Regions from separate parts of the Homo sapiens genome. Here region 1 is linked to region 2. Evidence: chromatin loops called from intact Hi-C (ENCODE). Cell type or tissue: endothelial cell of umbilical vein. All regions are shown on one strand. Links, peaks and the distances in the headings refer to the core of each region. The heading gives the core; the rest is flanking DNA.

Region 1 (8,349 bases), core at 51-8,050, 200 kb before region 2:
ACACATCTAAACCACTCTTGAACTCACATTTAATTTAGTTTCATATTGAAATATGTTGTCCCTGGAGAACATAGAAAGGCAAAAGTTAGTTAATTCAATATCTCCCTGGCATTTTAGATGCCCTTACCTCTAATTTGTAACTATCAATTATTAAAACTAATACAAAATTCTCATAAAAATGGTGAGAAATGAGCATTGCCTACATAATCCATTTTCACAGCTCTTTTAATACTATCTCACAGGAAAGATTATATTTCTTTGGAATTCCCATTCCCTTTTCCAAAAGTGGATAAACTAATAATTTGTTAAGTCTTACACAAACTAAAATAAATAACTCATTTCTTTAACTATAATTTCCACTGATGTTCTTAGTCAAGATTTACTACGTAGTTACCAAATTGGTTTTCTACACACAGAAAACTCGTGTTGTTAAATCTTGATCAACAGCAACTTTTGACATATTTAAGTGAGGACATGACTCTCTTTCCCTGAACGGTATGCATCATATGAGAGCTACTGTCTGAATATTATAGGGCTGGAAAACAGAGTGAGCATGATAGACAGAGAATGTTTAATAAGAACATGATTCTCAAATGGCTTATAAAATGTGAGAAGGCATTTGATTTAGAACCTCCATAAGGAAGGGACAAGTGTAGTCTAGTATATTGGGCTCAGGTGTGCACCAAACTGTCGAGGCAAATATTCGCACTACAAATACAATAGATAATCTGTTTATGGTATAGGTATTTTTGTCCAAACTTAGTTGAAATAAAGTTAGAGGCCTTTGATTTTATACTGAGAACAACATGCAACCATTCAAAGATTCATCCAGCACCCAGAACTATAGATCTTCAGAAAAATACAAAAAGGCAAGGCATGGTGGTTTATGCCTATAATTCCAGCATTTTGGGAGGTCAAGGTAGGAGGCTCACTTGAGGCCAGGAGTTTAAGATCAACCTGGACAACATAACAAGACCCTGTCTCTAAAAAAAAAAAAAAAATTAGCTGGGTTTGGTGGTGCGCAGCTATACCCATGTAGTTCCAGCTACACAGGAGATTGAGGCAGGAGGATCAATAGAGCCCAGGAAGTAGAGGCTACAGTGAGCCGTGATCTTGTCTGTGTACTCCAGCTTGGGTGACAGAGTGATACCCTGTCTTAAAACAAACATAGAAAAAAGCAAATGATAGGAAGAAAATGTGTTAAATTTTTTGAAACCCTAATAAGAAAACCACATTTTTCCTGTCAGAGTGAAAGAAGCTAACTTAAATGAAGGAAATTTTGACTTAAAGACAAAGCTTGTCTACAAAAAGACTAAAACTTAATTAGTGCTATTTGAATCATAGAAGTAGACCCATCATTCATTCTCTCTGGTGATCTCCAGGAAGATGACATTTATAAGAATGATGGAAATTACCAGTGGTATGTGGCGCCAAAATAAAACCAGGTGCAAAACTTCTTTCCGCAAGAGGATCTGCTGCTTAGCATGTGGTGTCCTTGTACATTTGTCCTAGGAGAACCACAGTTGAACTGATACTTTTGGAAACCAACTGCATTTTACCATTGCTATTTAAATAGGCTATAGCTCAATGTGGAAATGAGATATAGTTTTTACTTAGTTTCTAAGCCTCTCTGAAATATTAACATACAATCTGATAGGCAAATCTGTTTATAATGCCATGTTTTTCTTTAGATATTTCTACTTTTGAACCAGAGATGTTCAAGTAATAATTTTAAGCAATTGCCAAATAAGAATATATCATAGGGAGATATTCCCACATCATAAACGTTACCTTTCAGAGTTTAGCATGCCTTAATACTGCTTGTCTCAAATTGTGCTCTAAGAACCCTCAGGAATTTTAATGAAGTCCTTCACAGCTTCCCTGGAGGGAGACCGAGGGACTTGTGGGTAGGATGAGAGGCCTCCAGCTTTCTCTTAAATCCATTTTGGCTAGAAAAGTCAGGACACCTTTCATGGAGCCCATACTTCTGATTTCTTGCGAAGAAACAGTACTCCTTAAGATAGTACTGCCTTAAGAAGAAAAAATTACTTTTTCTGCTTTATAAATGTTTTTCTGAACTAACGAGACAGAACCATTGACATAGTGTGCTTTTTAAACATACCTCATTTTATTTCAGGTATTCTCTGGAGAGTCAGTAAAAACAAAGACTGCAATGTTTCTTTTCTTATTGTTCTTTTTCACAATACTATGAAATTCATCTTCTCCAAACCTGTCACCACTTCTTATAAACACTAACTTTTTTTTTTTGAGAGAGTGAGAAAGGGGACAGACACAATAAAAAAGATGGTCAGTATGAAAAGAAGTTCACTATAGTTGGCTGTAACTCTAACGTAATAACACTGCATTTGAATTAAGAAAATGATCTTTTCATCTAAGGCCCTTGTCCTAGTGATAAAACTGGCAATGTCTCGAAGAGGTAGATGATTCTTAAGTGACATTAGGTGGGGGGTACGGGATGGCAAAAGAAAAGGGTAGCAAAAAAGAAAAAAAAATTGGAAGATCCAGAGAATGGATTCTTAAGGAATAAAATGCAAACGCAAGAAGAGAGTCACTGAGAAGATGAAGGTTTATAAACATTTAGAAAAAGAGAGAGTTGGCAGATTGGTAACAGTTCCAATAAATGAGAGTCCTGTCATGTGGGGGTGGAGGGAGGTAATATCTGAGACTTCTTATTAAAGTGTTACAGTTCCAATACAATTTGGTTTATGTGCTTGGCAAGATATTCAGAACTCTTAATACGTGAGTAGAACATTGAATGCCATTCAAAAATTCAACTTTTTTTTAAAAAAATGTACTTCATCTGTGAAGGAAAATGGGTTATTTGGAAGTTAATTTGTGTGTATGTGTTTGTGTGTGTGTGTGTTTGGCATCTGTTCTTCTCTCAAGTAATAACTTTGAAGATAGCGTAATTTGGGGATAAGCATAATGTGCCTTAGCAAAGCAGAGAGAGTCCTTTGAAAGTGAGTTTAGGGAATCAGAGAGGATTTTCAGCTTTAGAAGGACATAAACCATGCAAATTAGACTTGTGTTCTTCTTTCCACAATAGCCCCAACTTTATCTCTCCATCTAAAAAGTTTCAGGATCCTTCTATCAGTTAACTCTTGTACATCTGTTCCAGTTGGTATATACTACACACATATGTAGACACAAACATGCATACATACCTGCATCATGTTATAAAAGCAATGGCCTGTATCCTTTAAAAACTCCGGTTGAAAATTACATGCATTATGAATAATGTGTAAGTTATTGCTATGGACCATGTCAGTATCTCCCAAAATAGTCAGAACCAATTTTACCTTCTTTCATTTCAAAGATTACCCTAGGCCTGCTTTCATGTAGTAATCTCTCCTAGAAAATCTTTCGCTTCTGCTACATATCTTCTCTATCAAATGCATTTGAATTTCCTGAATTTTCTATATTCACTGGAAGCACATTCACACAAAACCACACATTTCCCCTGACGTCCCGTGGTGAAAATCATGATGTTCTGCACATGTTTGGCATGTCACCAAGGGTTTTGACCCACCGGCTGGCACTCCAAGCTAGTGAGCTTCTTGGGTAGTTCTTCCTGGAGCAGAAGCATGACTGTTAAACTGATACTGTAAAATAATTTTTCTAAGGAAGTCTGTAGTGCCATAAATATATTCTACTTGAACTGGCTAAATTGTGCTTCTGACAGTGTTTTTCCGCAAGATTTATTGTTTTGTTTTTGTTATTGCTGAGGGTGGGGAAGAAATGAAGACGTGGGAATATGTCTTGTGAAAATATTCTGAGAACTCATAATTTCTCTATGGGTATGGCCCTTAGGCATATAACTTTTCCCTAAAAGAAGGTTCAAAATGTAATAATTTAATTTTCTCTTTCTGCATCAAAAGGGCCCTCTGAGCTAAAGAATAGAAAAATCTCATCAAATGATGGAAAAAGTATATCTAATTCATCAAATTATTTCATGACCCATTTTGGGTAGGTGAAATCACAATTAAAACTTAATGTGGAAAAAGTAGATTTGTAGCTGTAAAAAATAAAAATTCTTAATGATAGCCTTTTGGCATTGGCCTTTTAAACCATGTAACACTTTCCGTCACCTAGGAAATTTAGATCTGTCAGCAAACTCCTTTGGCTTTTCATGAAAATAATTTTGCTAATATCCATGGACTCATTAAAAAGCCTTATTGAAAGCACAAATGATCTTTTTAATAAATCAGTGCATTATCCTAAATGTAACTTATGGTCTTCCTTTTTTGGGGCTAAGACATTAGTTTTAAAAAGAAAAAGAAAAAACGTAAAATGAAAAGGCTTGTAGGTCAAATCTTTTTGTAAAGTCTCTATATTACTGTATCCATGTAAGACATATTTACGTTCTTCATATGCATAGTACTTTTTCAAAAAGAGTGAAGTCATTGGCCTGACTTGTTTTAGACACATTTGTGTTACTCATTTTTCTTAATGGATTCACAGAATGTTTGTTACCTTTTTCTATGCTGTCTCATATAAAGAAACATAGTATTGCCTATGCTTAGGTTAATTCTACAGATATTTTTTACTTTTTAGTTTTTGGATACATTATATTTGTACATATTTATAGGGTACATGTGAAATTTTGTTACATGCATAGAATGGACAATGATCAAATCAGCATATTTAGGGTACCCATCACCTGACTATCATTTCTATGCATTGGGTATACTTCTGGTCACCTCTTCTAGCTATCTGGAAGAACACAATACCTTTTTGTTAATAATAATTACTCCACTCTGCTATCAAACCTTAGGATGCATTCCTTTTATTTAACTGTATGTTTGTACCCATCAACCTGTCTGTCTTCATCGCCCCCATCCCTAGTTCATATACCCTTCTAAACCTCCAGTATCCATCATTCCATTCTCTACCTCCATGTGATCTACTTTTTAAACTCCCACATATGAATAACAACATGCAATGTTTGCCTTTCTATGCCTGGCTTATTTTACTGAAAATAATGACTTCCAGTTGCATCCATGTCACTGCAAATGACACGATTTCATCATTTTTGATGGTTGACTAATATTCCATTGTGTATATACACACACAGAGACACACAACATTTTCTTTATCGATTTATCGGTTGATGGGCACTTAGCTTGATTCCATATCTTGGCTATTGTGAATAGTGCTGCAGTAAACATAGGAGTATATGTATCTCTTTGATATATTCATTTATTTTCATTTGGATAAACACTCAATAGTGGTATTGTTAGATCATATGGTAGTTCTATTTTTAGTTTTTTGAAAAATCTCCATACTGTTTTTCATAGTGGGTAACCAAATTTACATTCCCACCAACAGTATATAAGGGGTCCCTTTTCTCCACATCCTCATCAGCATCTGTTATTTTTTGCCTTTTTAAAAATGGCCTTTATAACTTGGGTAAGATGATATCTCATTACGGTTTTGATTTGCATTTCTCTGATGACTTGTGATGTTAAGTATTAAACCTGTTGCCTGTTTGTATGTCTTCTTTTGAGCAATGTCTGTTCAGTCCTTTGCCCACTTTTTAATGGGATTTTTCTTTTTTCTCTTTTTCTTTTTTTTTCACTGCTAGGTTGTTTGAGTACCTTGTGTATTATAGGTTTTATTCCCCTGTCAGATAAGTAGTTTGCAAATATTTTCTCCCATTCAAGAGACTATCTCTTCACTCTGTTGATTGTTTATTTTTATTTTTATTTTTTTGCTGTGCAGAAGCCTTTCATTTTAATATAGTTCTATTTGTCTATTTTTGTTTCTGTTGCCTGTACAGGTATTCTTTCCTAAGGTCAGCCATGCCATAGCAGCCAAATTAGGGAGATTGCCCTTTTTAAGGTATTACTCAGGCAGTGCAGGAAAGGTAGAGAGATAAAATAATTTTCAAGTTGAAACAAAAGGTTCTATGTGATCAGATTATCTAGTCTACTATAAGGTTCATATTAGCAGCACCATGTTTATCTTGTTAGCGATTTATCACCAGTGCCTTCCCATTGCCTGGGGATGGATGCTGGGTTAATGTTTGTTAAGTATATAAATGAATAAAAATCTACTGGGTATGCACCCTTCAGGGAAAGTACTGTGAGCAGTTTAAAAGGACACAGATACCATGATCCTTAAACTCAGCAATCAATTGGCATGAAGACAAACACAGTGTGACTTAGGGGCTGGTGTTCTTTCGTTTGGCATCAGGAGTGGACAGTTTGGGGCTTAAGAAGAAAGATAATCTCTGAATGTATACAGTTTTACTATTATAATTTTTTTTTTTGCATTTCCAACCATTTGTTTGTCTGGCATTCTTCCAGTTGCTTGAGCCAAAATCCTTAGAATGATACATAATTCCTCTTTTTTGCTCTTCTGATTCATAAACAAATTATATTGGTTCCATTTTCGAAATATTTCTAGAATATTCACACCAGATGGTCTGCTGCCATCCTAATCTGAGCAGTCATTTTTCTCTCCATATTATTGTCAAGTCTTCTAGTCTTCTGATTTATCCCCTGCTACTACCCTTGCCACACTCCAGTTGCACCCAGCAAATACAGTAATTCATTTAAAAAGTAAGCCTGATCATGTCACTCCAATGGCTTCCCATTCCACTCCTAGGAAGGGACAAAAATCCAACACATGGCCACAAGGCCCTCCCTGCTCCAATCTTTGCTTTCTCCCAGACCTCCTCTCTGCTCACCTCCACTTGCTCACCATCCAACAGCCGCACTGGCCACCATGATGGTTTTCAAATACTAATGACATGCTCCTACTTTATAGGCTTTATTTTCTTTGTTCCCTTTCTTTGTTCTTGATGCAGTCACCTTCTTGGCTCACTCCCTCACCTCCTTCTAGCTGCTGCTGAAATCTCACCTTCACGCTGAGGCTTATACTATCAACACTATTTAGTGTTGCAAGTGGCCCATCCACTTCCTTTCCCATCCTCCCTAATCCTGATTCTCTTTACCCTGCCTACTCTTTGTTTTCTATAATACATACAACTCTCAAATATAATACATGTATTTTGCTTTTATGTATGTTGCTTATTTTCTGCCTCTTCCACCAGGGAGTTATCTCTTCTAGAGCAAAAATTCTTGTCTATTTTGTTCACTGAGGTATTCGCAGGATCTATTATACCTGGCACATAGTTGCACACTTAGTGAATAGTTGTTGAATAAATGAATGGCAAGGTTTTATCTGTGTCTATTCACTTCTGATGCTGCATAAAACACGACACATAAGAGACAAAGGGCTCTGTACAGGATGAACATAAACAGTGTCTTCATCAACTTGGACTACTGCTACAAATACCATAGATTGAGTGGCTTTAACACAAAACATGCATTTCTCATGGTTACGGAGGCTGAGAAATTCAAATTCAAGGTGCTGGCAGACTCAGTGTCTGGTGAAGGCCAACTTCCAGATCTGCAGAAGGCTACACCCTTGCTCTACCCTCACATGGGGGAGAGAGAGAGAGATCTGGTCTCTTCATCTCCATATTAGAATATCAATTTTATCCAAATCCAGATACCTCCCAAAAATATTATTTCTAAATGCCATCACATTTGGGATTAAAATATCAACATATGAATTTGGAGGGGGGAAAACAAATGTTCAGTCCACAGCAATCAGTATTCTGTCATTTTAGGCATAAAAATCTTTAAATACAAAGGAGCAAATTAATCAGCATATATTTATTGATAACTTAATGTATGTTTCACACATTTATCTACATTTCAGGTGAATACAGGAGAAACATAGAATATGGTTCTTGTCTCCAAGACATCCTCTTGGTTGCGACTGATTAACGAACAAGTCTGATTCATATTCATCAGTAGAAGAATTACAGCTCTTTATATGACATTATGACATTGTTCACAAACTTGAATATTACTAAAAATTACTGGGGGCTCTTCCCCCAGAGTATTTGATCCAGAAGGTCAAGGTTGGACCAGAGAACCTGCAGTTCCAATAAGTTTCCAGGAGATACAAATGTGGCCATACTACACTTTGAGAACCACTGCTTTATGATGGTGTTTCTCAATCCTGAAAGCACATTAAAATCATCTGACTTTTTTAGAGAAATGCAAATCAAAACCACAAATACCATCTCATGCCAGTTAGAATGGTGATCATTAAAAAGTCAGGAAACAACAGATGCTGGAGAGGATGTGGAGAAATAGGAAAGTTTTTACACTGTTGGTGGGAGTGTAAATTAGTTCAACCATTGTGGAAGACAGTGTGGTGATTCCTCAAGGATCTAGAACTAGAAATACCATTTGACCCAGCAATCCCATTACTGGGTACATACCCAAAGGATTATAAATCATTCTACTA
Region 2 (8,349 bases), core at 231-8,230:
GCGCAGGCTAATTTACCAAGTAAGTATAATAGAGGGCAGTTGAAATGTGTTTTCACTTATGTCCTGGAATTACTTAGTTTCTAAAGTCAGAACCCAAGAGTAAGGGAGGTGGAAAGGATTCGAACACTACTACATTTCTTGGCTTCATATCACTTAGTGTTATCAAATAATCATCTTTACTCAAGAACTGTAATGTATTAAAAATACACTCTGTAGCTCTGTGCTAGACGTTTTACGGAAGTCATTTCTTTTAATCCTATATGCAAATATGTACCCTTCTGTTTCTATGCACCTGCTTATAGGAACTGTGCATCTCCAAATGTTCACATAGACAGGCCAGAGGAACTATTCAAGGTTACATGGACCTGGCATTTGCACATAATACGGTGCAAGCGTTCTCAACTTTTTTGAACCCTCTCCCTTTACTTCAAATTCTATTTTACACAGATTGGTATTGCTTTGGTTTAAATCGAGTGTGGGTAAGGAGTAAATTAGTTCACCACCCAACCTCTCCCTTCCTTCAACCTTTGCCTATCTCAACCAAGCTTCCCACCAAAATTAATGGCAGAGGGCTTTTTTTTTTTTTTTTGATGGAGTCTCATTCTGCTACCCAGGCTGGAGTACAGTGGTGCGATCTCAGCTCACTGCAACCTCTGCCTCCTGGGTTCAAGAGATTCTCCTGCCTCAGCCTCCTGAGTAGCTGGGACTACAGGCGCCAGCCACCATGCCCGGCTAATTTTTTGTATTTTTAATAGAGACGGGGTTCCACCATGTTAGCCAGGATGGTCTCGATCTCCTGACTTCTTGATCCGACTGCCTCGGCCTCCCAAAGTGCTGGGATTACAGGCGAGAGCCACCGCAACCGGCCTAGTGGCAGAGTTTTAAAAACAGTGGTATAGGGCAAATATCTCCTGCTAAGCTAGTCAGCTTCTAAATAGTATTCCCTTTCAGTCTTAATGTCTATCATTGTAAATTAAGAAAACAAGTTGATTATCTTAATTATGTATCATTCTCCAATTTGAACTTCAAAACATCCTATGTGTCAGGTCAGTTACGTACAGCTGAGTAAACATAGTGGTTTAGGAAATTGATAGTCTTTAAAACAAATTGATTAGAGAACTCAGAACCATCAAGTGAAAAACCAGAGTTGGAACTCCAACTATTTTACTCCATATCCCATGCTTTTGTTGTCAATATATAGAAAACTACAGTAAGGTAAGTCATCAATAAGTTGGTCTTCATTATAGACAACTCACACTGGATGAAATTCTCAGTGGTAAAAACCCCTTTAAAATACAAGATATTTCCTAAGACAAAAGTAAAGCAACAGGACATAATAATATGCCCATGCTATTGGCTGCTGTAACAAGTGACCCCAAGTTGGGCAGCTTGAAACAACACAAATTTGTTATCTCACAGTTCTCAGTGTCAAAAGTCTGAAATGGGTCTCACTAGACTAAAACTGAGGTGTTAGCAGGGCAGATTTCTTTCTGGAGGTTCGAGGGATGGATTCATTTACTCGCCTTTTTCAGCTTCTTGAAGCTGCTAGCATTTCTAGGCTCCTGGTCCCCTACCACCTCCAAAGCCAGTGATGGCCAGTCTAGTCACCTCATACTGCCTCACTCTGAGACTAACTCTTCTGCCTCCCCTTTCCACATTTAAGAACCCTTGTGATCACATTCATCCTACTTGGATAACCTAGAATCTAGAATAGTCCTTATCTTAAAGTTGGTTAATTAGCAACCTTAATTCCATCTGTGACTTTACCTTCCCTTTGCTACTGAGCATTGCATATTTTCAGGTTCCAGGAGAGAGGATGTGGGCATCTTTAGGGGCCATTTCTTTTCTGCCTACCACAGTGCCTGAAGAAAAAAATGAGTGAACAGGAGGAAGGTGCTTGGTCTGCGTGGAGATCAGCAACATGAAGCAAAGGCAGTGGAAGAATCATCAGTGTTTATCTAACAAAGTCTATAGGTAGAGACACCAGATTAGGGTAATGCAAACTTTACTACACAGCCCTCTAATCACTACACAGGCACATCCTGTGATGACAGACATCACCAGGATTTTCCATGGCCTAACATACCCTTTAGCCCAGTTTCCTGTGCTCTGAGTTCATGCAGTAAGTCATCTTAAGGCTCTGAATTCAGGTTCTTAGAAATCATGATTCCAGGAAAGGCATGTGCCACATCAGACAGTGAAATACATTCAGGAGGAAAAAACATCTACCATCTCTATGTTTTAATATTCTGCTTTGTGCACACATATCCTACAAAATTGAGGGCCTGATTAATTTGGAGTCTGCTTATAAAGGTGATTTTCTGGAACTTCAGTCCTCAGACCACACTCTGAATTAAATCCACTGTCCAAGAAATTAGCATGCTGCAAAAGCCAAGTAGCTATTTTATGATGCTCTGTGATATAATTGGTTACTTTTTGTCTGCTATTTTATCTTAGTAAATTTCTAAGGTTTTTCAAGCAACATTATCCTAACTTAGATGTCGGTGCTTATTTACAATTAATCAGAATAGAATGCAAAATATTACTGAAATAAAAATATAAATCAAAGAGAAAATAGTTTGATCTGTACATGCTTTATGCTGAGCTTTAGAGACACACAGTGTTAATATGAGGCAAAACACACTTTGTATTGACTGTGCAGCTTTTAAATGAGAAAAGTACCTTAGTTGTAATTTTGAAGATTAACTATTTTTGAAGACTAGTGACTCTCTTTTAACGTTGTCAAATTACATTTTTTCACTAAAATGACATAGCCTAAAAGATTATTATAGCAAGAAAAATTTTACACTTGATTTTTTTCCCGCAAATCAAGGGCCCTTTTAAATGTGATCTTTACTTAATTGTATTATTTTTGCTATTTTTAGTATTTTTTTTGAAAATTTACCTCCATTATTAAAAGGGAGAAAAAACAAAAAGAGGTACAGGTTTCCATTATACCCATTATCAAAGTTATATCATAGCTTCTCTTCTAGCTTAGGTATCTTCACCCTTCTGGCTTGGAATCAGTAGGATCCAGTTCAAGAAGGATGCATGAAGCTTGTGAAGTAGTGTATTTTGTGGATTTTTTGTTTACGTGTTTTTAGAATTTTATTTTCATTTCTCTCCAAGTAATACGTAGATTCTTCTCCTTGTACCCAGGTGCCTGTTACAACCTGGTGACCATTCAAATACTTATAAAGTCAATATCCCATGTCTTTGGTGCTCCTTCCCTGGATTCCAGATCAAAGCAAACTGTCCTTTATGCTTACAAATTCATTCAATACACAAAAGGATTGTAAGAGCATAGTGGATATCTCTTCTCATATAGTATAGTTACTTTATCAGCATCAGTATCAAATGGGAGTTTGTTACAAATGCACCATCTTGAGTCTCACTCTAGAACTCTGAATAAAAATCTGCATTTTAACAAGAACCTCAGAGTGATTTTTGAGCTCACTAATGTTTCAGAAGGAATAGAGATAAAGCCTTGGTCCTGAGATTTGTTTTCAATATTTTATCCAAATTTTCTAATTTTTGACACTAAGTGGTTTATACTCCTTATCACCATTTTAATATAAGAAAGCTTTCTAATTATACCCATTTCTTTAATTCTAGATATTGTCATTTTGTATTTTCTTGCTAGTTTTTTTTCTCTTTCTCTTTAACTTTGATCAGTTTCTCTAGAAGTTTATCAATCTTTTTCAGGAACCAATATTCCATTTAAAAAAATGTTTCTTCATTATTGGCCTTAGCATTAATTTTGTTCGTTATTTTTCTTCATCATTGACCTATAGATTGATTTTGTTCTTTTTTATGTGTATTTTAGTTTTCATTGACATATACTAATTGGGCATGTTATGGGGTACAGTATGATGAGATCTTATTGTTTATTATTATTTTTCTACCTGCTTAAAAAAATTCACACATTTCTACCTTCTTATGGTGGATATTTAGATCACTGCTTTTCTACCCAGGCATTTTCCTTTCTACTACAGGCACTTAAATCTAAAAATTTTACTCTAAACACCATTTTAGCAGAACACTAAAAAGATCTTCTAATTTTTCTTTAGATTTCTTCATTGAGCCATGGATTATTACAGATACTCAGAGTATATGTCTTTTCTACTGATTTCTAAATCAATGTTGTTGTGCTCAGAGAATATACTCTGTATTATTTTGATTCTTTGATCTTATGTTTTATGACAAAGCATTTTGTCTATTTTGGTGAATGTTTAATGCACACTCGAAAATAATATATATTCTTCAACTGTTAGATGTAGTGTTCTATCAATGTCAATTAAGATTTATAGCTGTTCAAAAATATCATGTCTGCATTGATTTTTATGAGTCCTATCCATTTTTGAGAGGGTAGTGTTAATATTTCCAGTTGTTTGGGCATTTTAATTTTTCTTTTACGTTTATTAATTTTGCTTTTGTATTTTGAAAGTCTATTATTGTGAGCACACAGATTTTTGACAATATTTTTGGTCATGAAGTACACTAGACTTTGATGTTAATATACTTACTTCTACTTTCTTATGCTTAGGGTTCTCAAAGTGAAGTTTCCTCAAGCTCTTATTTTAACGCAGTCTTTGTCTTTTTTATTTAATATTCCTTTTAGATGGCATATAGGCAGACCTTGTTTTTTTAATTCAGTCTTATAATCAAAGTCTTTTAATTGGAGTGTTTCTTTTCTTTCCATTTATTCTAAGTATTGATATTTGTTCCAAATACTAATATATATTTTGTTCTGCAGATCTTTATCTGCCCTTTTTTGATGAGTAATATGTTTTTCTAGTATTTTATTTGTATTTCCTTTACAAATTCTTGAGATACCCTTTTTATAACATTTCTCTCTTTGACTTCCCTAGAGATTACTGTATGCATATTTTGCTTATCTACAGTGAAACAATGTGTAAAATTTGCAACAGCGTAATCCCATTTAACATTTTCCTGTCCTTTGTGCTCTTCTTACGTCTTCTAAATATGTTTTTAATGCTACAATACAATATTGTTCCTTTTTTGCTTTAAATGATAACCCTTTAGAGAAATTTTAAATTTTAAACATTTCATAGTGTGTTTGTGTACATGTGTGTAATCTTCCCTTCCGCCTAGTATTCTTTCAGAAAATTTAGGTCCATTAAAAATTAAGGGCTTTTAAAAACACATTTATATACTATCCACAGTGTTCCATGCCTTGATACTTTTAATTTTATATGTGCCAGAAACTTTGCATATATTGCACTAGCCTGTTGTCACACTGCAAATAAAGACATACTCAAGACTGGGTAATTTATATAGGAAAGAGGTTTAATGGACTCACAGTTCAGCATGGCTGGGTAGGCATCATAATCATGGCAGAAGGCAAAGGAGTTGCATAAGCTCTGCATCAGTTTTAAATTCAAGAGAGACTTGTAATTCAAAGTTAAGAAAATATGTTATATTTTGATTAACCTATAGAAGAGGGAAATCTCTTCGTGAAACATGATTGGGAATTACAGCACATTGTTAAAAAACAGTTAAGAATACGAAGATAAAGTGTACCCTAGATATTTACTTTGCTCAGTATATATCCTCTCTTAAATGGGTTTTTAAATTTTTTTTTAAAAATGTATCTATTTATTTATTTTGCCCAATCTGGAGTGCAGTGTCAAGATCATACCTCACTGCAACCTTGAGCTCCTTGGCTCAATTGATCCACCTGCCTTGGCTTCCCAAAGTACTGGGATTACAGGCATGAGCCACCATGCCTGACCTGGTGTTCTTTACATTGATAAGCCTTGATATTTTAATAAAGATTACTATTCTGATAAAAAAGTGTAATTAAATGGAACTATAAGAATTTCTCTACCTAACAATTAAATTTAGTTATTTGGATCATGAAGCGTAATATACATAGAAATTTTAACTAAATGATTAATTTTAAAAAATGCATGGCTGTTGATGGGTCATAAAGTTTGAATTTTACCCCACTGTAGAGTGGGAAGAACATTCTAAAGATAGGCCTCCACAACATGTGGCATATGATATCTAGCAAACACCCTCCTAGCATGATGTCTGTAGCATGCAAAAAGACCAATAATTATTTTGTTAAGTAAACAAATGGATACTTAATACTACCACTACAGTTATACAGTCATCTGCCAGAGATGTTATTGAAAAGATTCCTAAGGGAGTAGAAAATTGGGGATGACCTTTAAAGTGCATTGAACCTCTAAAAGTATTTGATTCTATACCTTCAATATATTGGCACTTGTATGTCACAATACCTTGCTGATTTTCACTTGTGTAGGAAAATGATGCAGTTTCAACAGAATAACATTCTGACCCAGTTATTCTCTCATTCTGAAGAATTCTTATTTTATTATTACTAGTACTAGTATAGGTAGGTGTGTGTGGAGACATACAGCTTTGAAAACTGAATTGATGACACTTGACAGAAAGTGAAGTCTACTTCATTGCAAAAATACAATTAAAATAAGCGTTACTAAATTAGAGCACAATCCCAAACAAGTCTCAGACAATGAAATTTTAGTTGCGGAAAATGACACATATTATTATTTTGTGTAACCAGACCCCTTCTTCCTGACTATTAAAGTTGTGTGAGTTGGAGTCACGTATTGCCTGTTGCCTCAAAACTATTTTTATTAGCTTTCTATCACCCCATTAAATGAGAGTCCAGTTAAATTTGATATCGCTCTAATAATTTTTTTATCATGCTGGCAACTTGATTTATTACTTTATCCTTTGTTATTACATTTTCCATACTTTATTGTAAAAATAATAAAACAATATTCTGGACAAGTGTTATTAAATTTTAAATGACATCTTTGCTTTCACAGAAATGATTTAAATGGCAACATTTATTTTTCGATTGCTTATGAAAAAGCATTTTTTCCTTTTGTTCATAACTAAAGGAGAATTTGTGGATCATAAACAAGTTTTTCTTATTATTTCCTCTTTCCTATTACCTACCTTCTCTCTTCTCATCTGATTGTTCTACTTCCTCCCTCAAGGCACTTTCAGTCCACTAAGTTCTAAGGCAATATTTTCTACTTATGATAAATTTAATGCTGCTTTGCCCTCAAGCACTTGACACAGATAATTTGCTTTATATCATAAGGTTTGAATAAGAGAGTTTATATATTCAGTATTTATTGAGTATCCACCATATGAAAGGTAATGGTTGATGATTAAACAAGGAGAGTAGAAAATAGATTAAAGCAATGGTTGGCATATAAGGGAAAACATCTGCTATGCTTCTTTCTATTAACAGCTACATGGGATATCAAAATAAGAATTGAAAGTCAGTGTTTGAAAGTTTGGTTATCTCTTAGTGCTGGTTTTACAAGAATATCCACTTTAGCTATATATAATGTCATATATATATATATATGGATAGAGGCAGCTCACTGAGCCTCTGCAAGGACTCAAGACTTTTTAAGACTAGAGATTCCAGTTCCTAGATTAGACTGCAGGCTACTCCAGTGGAGACCTTCCAGCAGCCACCTCCAAGCTCAAACCCTGGGACTCCCAAAGCCAGCTCCAGCCATAGGATGCTCTGACAGCCAGACCTCTCTTCATCATAACTTGTATCTTCCCAGATAAATTCTACCCAGCATCCTTTTTCTCACATCACTGTCACCTGAATCAGACTCTTATGTGCATTTGTCTAATTGAAAGAGCCTTGGACCTTTTTCTAAAATCTGTTTTGAAGGACATTATGAAAAGAAGGGCTTCTAGCTTGTGTAGGCAGGACGTCTAATGTACCAAATTCCTCTAATGCAACATTAGTGTTCAAAAGATGTCAAGCCAAGCACAAATATTTAAATAGCCACTGGAGATCCCAAAACACACTTTCGAGAGCATGCTTAAAGAACTTATTGGCCAGGCGCAGTGGTTCGTACCTGTAATCCCAACACTTTGGGATGCTGAGATGGGAGGATCACTTGAGGTTAGGAGTTCAAGACCAGCCTGGGCAACGTAGTGAGATCTCACTTCTACAAAAAAAAAATAATAAAAACTAATTTAATATCAATATTGTGACTAAATAATATCACAAACCTGTCACCTAGCAATCACATAAAAAGCAATTAGTGATAAGAGAGAATTTTTAATCAAGGAAGAAAATAATACCATCTAAGAAAAAAATAACTTCAGGAAAGGAAGTGGGAGCCAAGATAAAGTAGTGCCAGTAGAGAATACTTTGTCAAAACTATTTTTTTTCTGCAACAGAAATATCAAGCATATTGTTTGGTCATAATGCCTTAACCTCTTCTTAGTGAAATGCATTCAACTAAAACTTTAGGTTATATATCATAAAACTTGACTTCACTTCTGTAATGGAAT

The links. A loop is a pair of places that touch in the nucleus more often than their neighbours do. Peaks named below come from ENCODE experiments on the same cell type or tissue, not always from the same donor. Only the 100,000 strongest peaks of a DNase experiment are listed, where the experiment ranks them.
Region 1: it touches region 2 in a loop (5-fold over the local background); 2 of 110 quality-filtered maps call a loop at or near these places.

What each region holds. Positions count from the first base shown.
Region 1 is chr2:40,958,690-40,967,038 of GRCh38, forward strand. The region is part of intron 1 of LOC105374497 (a long non-coding RNA gene); the gene reads right to left. Among named protein-coding and RNA genes, the nearest start is that of LINC01794, 220 kb to the left of the region's middle. In endothelial cell of umbilical vein, for the core only: no CTCF peak of the experiment used is centred there; a DNase peak (open chromatin) is centred at 3,552; H3K27ac peaks cover 1,195 bases.
Region 2 is chr2:41,158,556-41,166,904 of GRCh38, forward strand. No RefSeq gene overlaps it. Among named protein-coding and RNA genes, the nearest start is that of LINC01794, 420 kb to the left of the region's middle. In endothelial cell of umbilical vein, for the core only: no CTCF peak of the experiment used is centred there; a DNase peak (open chromatin) is centred at 2,076; H3K27ac peaks cover 430 bases.